2 separate regions of the Homo sapiens genome follow, and region 1 is linked to region 2. A link is a contact called in ENCODE Hi-C or POLR2A ChIA-PET data. All regions are on one chromosome and are shown on one strand. The core of a region is the stretch at or near the end of the contact, and the rest is flanking DNA. Distances in the headings are between cores, read along the strand shown. Region 1 has its middle 41 kb from the start of GPR135. Region 2 has its middle 87 kb from the start of GPR135.

What was found. Hi-C counts contacts between places; a loop is a spot of excess contacts on that map. ChIA-PET counts read pairs that join two places held with the same protein, here RNA polymerase II (POLR2A). Pooled maps may share reads with other maps.
Region 1: a map of heart right ventricle shows a loop between it and region 2 (2.5-fold over the local background). The contact joins two enhancer-like sites. A Hi-C loop is called at or near these places in 30 of 168 maps with a recorded cell type or tissue (OCI-LY7, PC-9, Right ventricle myocardium superior and 15 more), 1 of 37 single-sample maps with no recorded cell type and 17 of 50 pooled maps. POLR2A ChIA-PET finds 5 or more read pairs at or near these places in 1 of 52 experiments (A549).

Annotation. Positions count from the first base shown.
Region 1 is chr14:59,423,405-59,426,147 of GRCh38, reverse strand. No RefSeq gene overlaps it. Among named protein-coding and RNA genes, the nearest start is that of GPR135, 41 kb to the left of the region's middle. Within about 2 kb of position 1,252, at least 6 of the 41 ENCODE cell types and tissues checked have a DNase peak (open chromatin) inside an H3K27ac peak, as active enhancers do; they include heart right ventricle, where a contact is called at or near this core.
Region 2 is chr14:59,377,237-59,379,936 of GRCh38, reverse strand. No RefSeq gene overlaps it. Among named protein-coding and RNA genes, the nearest start is that of GPR135, 87 kb to the left of the region's middle. Within about 2 kb of position 1,401, at least 6 of the 41 ENCODE cell types and tissues checked have a DNase peak (open chromatin) inside an H3K27ac peak, as active enhancers do; they include heart right ventricle, where a contact is called at or near this core.

The DNA.
Region 1 (2,743 bases), core at 3-2,502, 46 kb before region 2:
ACTGCAACATCCACCTCCCAGGTTCAAGTGATTCTCCTGCCTTAGCCTCTTGAGTAGCTGGGATTACACACCCGGCTAATATTTGTATTTTTAGTAGAGACAGGGTTTCACCATGTTGGCCAGGCTAGTCTCGAACTCCTGACATCAAATGATCCACCCGCCTCGGCCTCCCAAAGTGCTGGGATTACAGGCATGAGCCACCGTGCCCGGCCCCTTCCAGTGATATTTGAGGCTGTGGAGTTGTGCCCATTTTTATATTTTCTTCCAAATGTGCTCTCCATACATGCTTTCTGATGCTGGAGCTAGGACTCTGCAAACCTCATTTCTGCTTGACCGTTTGGCTTTTTCTTAGGCTCTGCTAATAGAGGGAAGCTGCAGGGCTGGAGGGAGGACAGGATGTGAGTCTCCCTGCAACCTCACTGCTTCCCTCCAGCAGTTGCAGATCATTCCAGTAACAGCTGTTGGGGCCAGTGTGTAGTTTTTTTTTTAACACTTGCAAAACCGGCTTCCTCTTACCCCCGCTTAGAGACACTAGCAGTGACCAACTATGTCCCCTCTTCCAAGGTCTGGGTCCCTCACTAGGCAGTCTCTTTTCTACATTCTGGTTTTAGTAATTCCAGCTTCTTCCTTTGTCCTTTCAGCCCTAGAGGTGGAGTTGCTTCCTGCAGGTGCTACTTTTGCCATGTCTTAGAGTTTTCTTTTCACTCTTTGGGTTACTTAGTTAACAACTTTATACATAGTTAACAATTCTTCATGTTAATTTATCTCAGTTAACATAACTGGTGTGGTTCCATCTCCTGACTGAATCCTGACTGTTACAGGGTAAATATGGGGATATCAAAGAAAAGTATAGAGAGTAATAAAAGAAGAGAGCTTCAAAAACAGCCTGGGACCACCTACATTTAAGGACCGTCAGCCCAAGATGTGGACCAGGGAGGTGGCAGGAAATCCAAGAGGGTCTGTGTCTGCTAAGGGAAAGAATCAATCAAGGAGAGATAGAACATTAATACCAGAGAGATAATAGTTAATGGAACAAGATTCCTGAGGGAAGTGGTAGGAGTAGCCTTGTCCCCTGGAATGAAAGGAAAGGAAAAAAAGGAATGAAGGTGGGTGAGGAGTAGATTAGCTTGTGAGCGGGGAAGTTGTCAGTTGAGAATAGGGATGAAGGGAGGTGGTTGGGTCTGAGGGAGGTGGAGCCTTTGAAGAGGATGGAAGAGAAGGCTGCCAAGGGCATCCCATGGGACAGCTCTAGGGCAAGGGGAGGGGAGAAGTCCGAGAACGTGAACTTTAAGTGGCTCCAATCCATGTAACCATGTGTGTTTTTTCTTTGTTTGTTTGTTTGTTTGATTAGGACATAGCAGCCCTTTGTGGGATGTTGAAAAGTCAGACAATGGGATTAATCTAGGGAAGGAGTCTGCTCCAAAGAGACCTAGGTCTCAGCAGGAAAGGGATGAACATGGGGGACCCTCGGCCTAGGTTGTCTAAAATATGAAGTGATGGGGGGTGACAGAAAAGAAAAACCCCACACAACTCTATGTGTGCTCATGAGAGTTTGTGTAGAGGTCAACTCTCTTCTTTAACTAAAGCCATAAAAGGAAAAGTTTTCAAATGTGCTCTGGCTAGAGGGAAGAAAATTCCCTACAGAGACTGGACACTAGTTGTAATCTTCTCAATAAAACCATCATAGTTCATCCTTAGGTCCAACCTAATTTACAAATTACTCTTGTCAAATGGCTTATAAATCAGTATATTTTAATTTCTTATTTATTCTAGGTAAGGAACCTCATTGGAGAGGCAGTATGATAAAAGAGCTCAGAAAACTTTAGCGCTCCTCAAATCTGAAGAATCAGGGATATTGCTGTAATGATGTAGGTCTTACTTGAATGCTATTTTACTACTTCAAATTTTGTTAGGGCTGAGATCAAGTCTGATAAGCACCTTAACTTAGGCAAATAATTATGGTAATAAAAGATTATGCCACAGTGCGCAGGCTTCCAAACTTTTCCAACTATTTTCTTGTAAATACATTTGTACAGGGGTAGTTTTCCCCTAGGACAGACCATAATTTAAAAAACTTGTATTCACTGCAGTCCTATAAATTACTGTTTCCCCTTAATGTTGGAAAGTAGTGATTTATTTTAGCAAAACTGCAGACCTCACTAAGGCATGCTTTATGTGTATGTACTTCCCTAGGGCAAGTGAGACCTTTTCAGCATATTTGGGGAAAGCATGAAAACTATTAAATTAATTTACATGGACATTCTTAAGTTTACTCTGATTTATCATATATTTTGCACAAAATGGCTGTTATATTTGCATTATCCATGAATAACTAAAATATACAATTTTTAATAATTTCTACATTTCTAGAATGGAGCTTTATTATTGCTAAGCACTTTCAATTTTTTATGTTTGCAATTTTGCTTATGAAATAATATTCTGTAATAATATATAGAGAGCTGGGCACAGTGCCTGGTGACTGTAATTCTAACAACTCAGGAGGCTGAGGCAGGAGGATCTCTTGAGTCCAGGAGTTCGAGGATGCAGTGAGTCATGATCATGACACTGCATTCCAGTCTGGGAAACACAGCAAGACCCCACTTCCAAAAAAACAAAGTTATATCAAAGTACTTAAAAAGTACTAATAACAATGACCCGCTCACTGACATGAAATTGATTTTTAACCCTTCTCTTGTCACAGATTCATCTAAGAAGAGTATAGGAAAAATAGTCACACTGAAAT
Region 2 (2,700 bases), core at 152-2,651:
AACATCAGACAAACACTAAACAAGGAAAATTAGAGTTTAAAAAAAGATGGGAGGGAGGACTTGTATTCCTTGGCTCATGGTCCCTTCGCATCTTCAAAGACAGCACTCACATTACTCTCACCTCTGTTTCCATCCTCACGTCTCCTTCTCTCCTTCTCTCCTTCTCTCCTTCTCTCCTTCTCTCCTTCTCTCCTTCTCTCCCTCTCTCCCTCTGACTCTCCTGTCTCTTTCTCATAAGGCTCCTTGTGATTACACCGGGCCCACCTGGATAATCCAGGAGAATTAATCTTCCTTTCTCAAAATCCTTAACCTTGTCACATCTGCAAAGTCCTCTTTGCCATATAAGGTAATATATTCACAGGTTCTGGGGATTAGGACATGAACATTTTTGGGGGGCCATTATTCTGCTTACATTCGACTATAATTAAAAAATGTCAATATCATGAAAGACAAAGAAAGCCTAGAGAGCATGAGAGGTTACAGAAATATGACAACTAAATGCAATACCTGATTTTGATTAGATCTTTTTCTGGAGCAGGGGAAACGCTATAAAGAATATACGTTAGTATATCAACTGACATAATTGGAACATGGATGGTATGATTAGATAAATGTATCAATATAAATTTATGAAGTTGATACATGTACTGAAGTTGTATAAGAGCATATCTTTATTCTTAGGAAATGTACACTGGAGTATTTAGGAATTGAGAGCCGTGATGTATGTAACTTACTCTCAGATGGTTCAGAAAAAAATTATGTGTACACGTACACACAAAGGAAGAGCAAGAGAACAAACGATGAAGTAAATGAATACAAGTTTAAAAATCAGTTTTATCTATAGAACAAAAAAGTGTATCTGGAAAAGTAAAAGGTGTTCGTTGTGCTATTTTTATTTTTGAAATGTTTTGTGAGTTTGAAATTATAAATAAAAAGGTTTTTTTTTTTAAATTGTGTATTCAAACTTCTACATACCCCTGAACTTTGTACAACATCCCTGATGTGATAGATGGTCACCCCATCTTGGGCATTCAGTCTAGAGATGTGGACGTCTCTAAGGAAAGGGTACTCAGTATCTTATTAGGCAGCCTGTTCAATCGCTAATTTTAGGAGTTTGAAATTTCTCTATGGCTTAAAAAAATGAAATCAATTGGTTGGTGACTTTTACCCATTGATTGTCACCCTGGCTTCTGGTGAAATACAGAATACGTTTTCTTTCTTTTTAAATATTTGAGAACAGCTGCTATATTTTTGTAATAATTTATTTTGCAGGCTAAAAGTTTCTTGTCAGTAGATGCTTCTGAGTCTGTCTATAAACCTGCTCACCAGGATGCAGTTTCATTTGTCAGCGCTGCTCTTAGAACACGGTATCCATGAGAACACAACACTCCAGCTGTGCTCACGCCAGTGAGGACAGCAGTGGGCCCATCCATTTAGTTTGATTTGTTCCTTCCTCCTCTTCCAACCACACTCTTCCTAGGTCACCACAACGGCCTCTACAGGGTAAAGCCATGTTAATGTTATACATTGATTTTATGACAAAATCAAGGCATTGTGGTTTTAGTGCAGCCCAGATGAGTCCCCGAGGATCAGCGTTACCACAGCTACCTGGTAAAAGGAAACCCTGGAATGAGCCTCATTACTGCTGTAATATAATGTGCTCTAAGCAATTGCCCTTCCACCTTTCCCCTTCCCAAACAGCCAGGGCAAGAAGCCCGAGTTCTTGGCTGTAACTGATAAACAGTGTGATGAGAACAGTTTGTTTAATTCTCGTTAATGAGTTGGCTGCAGTAAATTCCCAGCAACTAAGGACTGAGAACCTCAGAGGCAGGGCTACAGCATCCTTCAATGGGAAGTTTTAGGGCTGCTCTGTCCAGCTTCTAAAGTGTGAAGCCAAGATGTGTGGGAGACTGACCGAGGGTCACAGCTCATGTCTGATAGCAATACAGACAACTCTGGAACTTGGGTCCTAGTGTGTTGCTTAGCTGTTGGTGCAAGACAACAGAATAGGCAGATGGGAATTTGGGAGCCACCTTTTGTGGTGTGTACTTTAATGGCTGTAGATAGTTTCTGGATTGGTCAAGGTCTCCTTTACACAGTCCAGTGGGGGAGAAGTCAATGCCAATTGTCCTACAAGCATTACATGACAGAGGATTCTCTCCCTATTGCATTAATTCTTTAGCAGTGAGCCCGGAAAGATAGTAGGGCCCGCAAGACCCCCTCCTAGCAGTGCCTCTAGCAGACATTGGAAGCCAGCTTTTAGTGTGAACTCACCAGCCATAAAAATGTCAGGCCACTGAACAGCTGCGGCTCTTCAGGGTCAAATAGCTCACATTCAAGGCAGAAAGAGAGGACTGTTTTCTGTAAAAGGCATTTTAAGAGAATTCCTAATAATGAGGTCTTCTGATGGGAGAGTAACTAATGAAGGTGGTTTGAGGGAAGGAAGAAAGGGAGGTTGGGAAGGAAGGAAGTTGAGAAGGAGGGAGCAAAGTCTTTTCCTGTGAGCCTTGTAATGACAGTCAGCTTGCAAAAATTATCTTAAACTTGAAATCCAAAAGGCTTATAATCTGAACTGCTTGAGAGTGACTAGCTCACTAGTGACAAGCCCTCCTTATTATTTCTTCCCTCTGGATCCTCAAAAGTTAAGATATGAATATTAAGGTCCTATTAGTCTAAGAGTTAATCAGAGTGTTTTAGGGA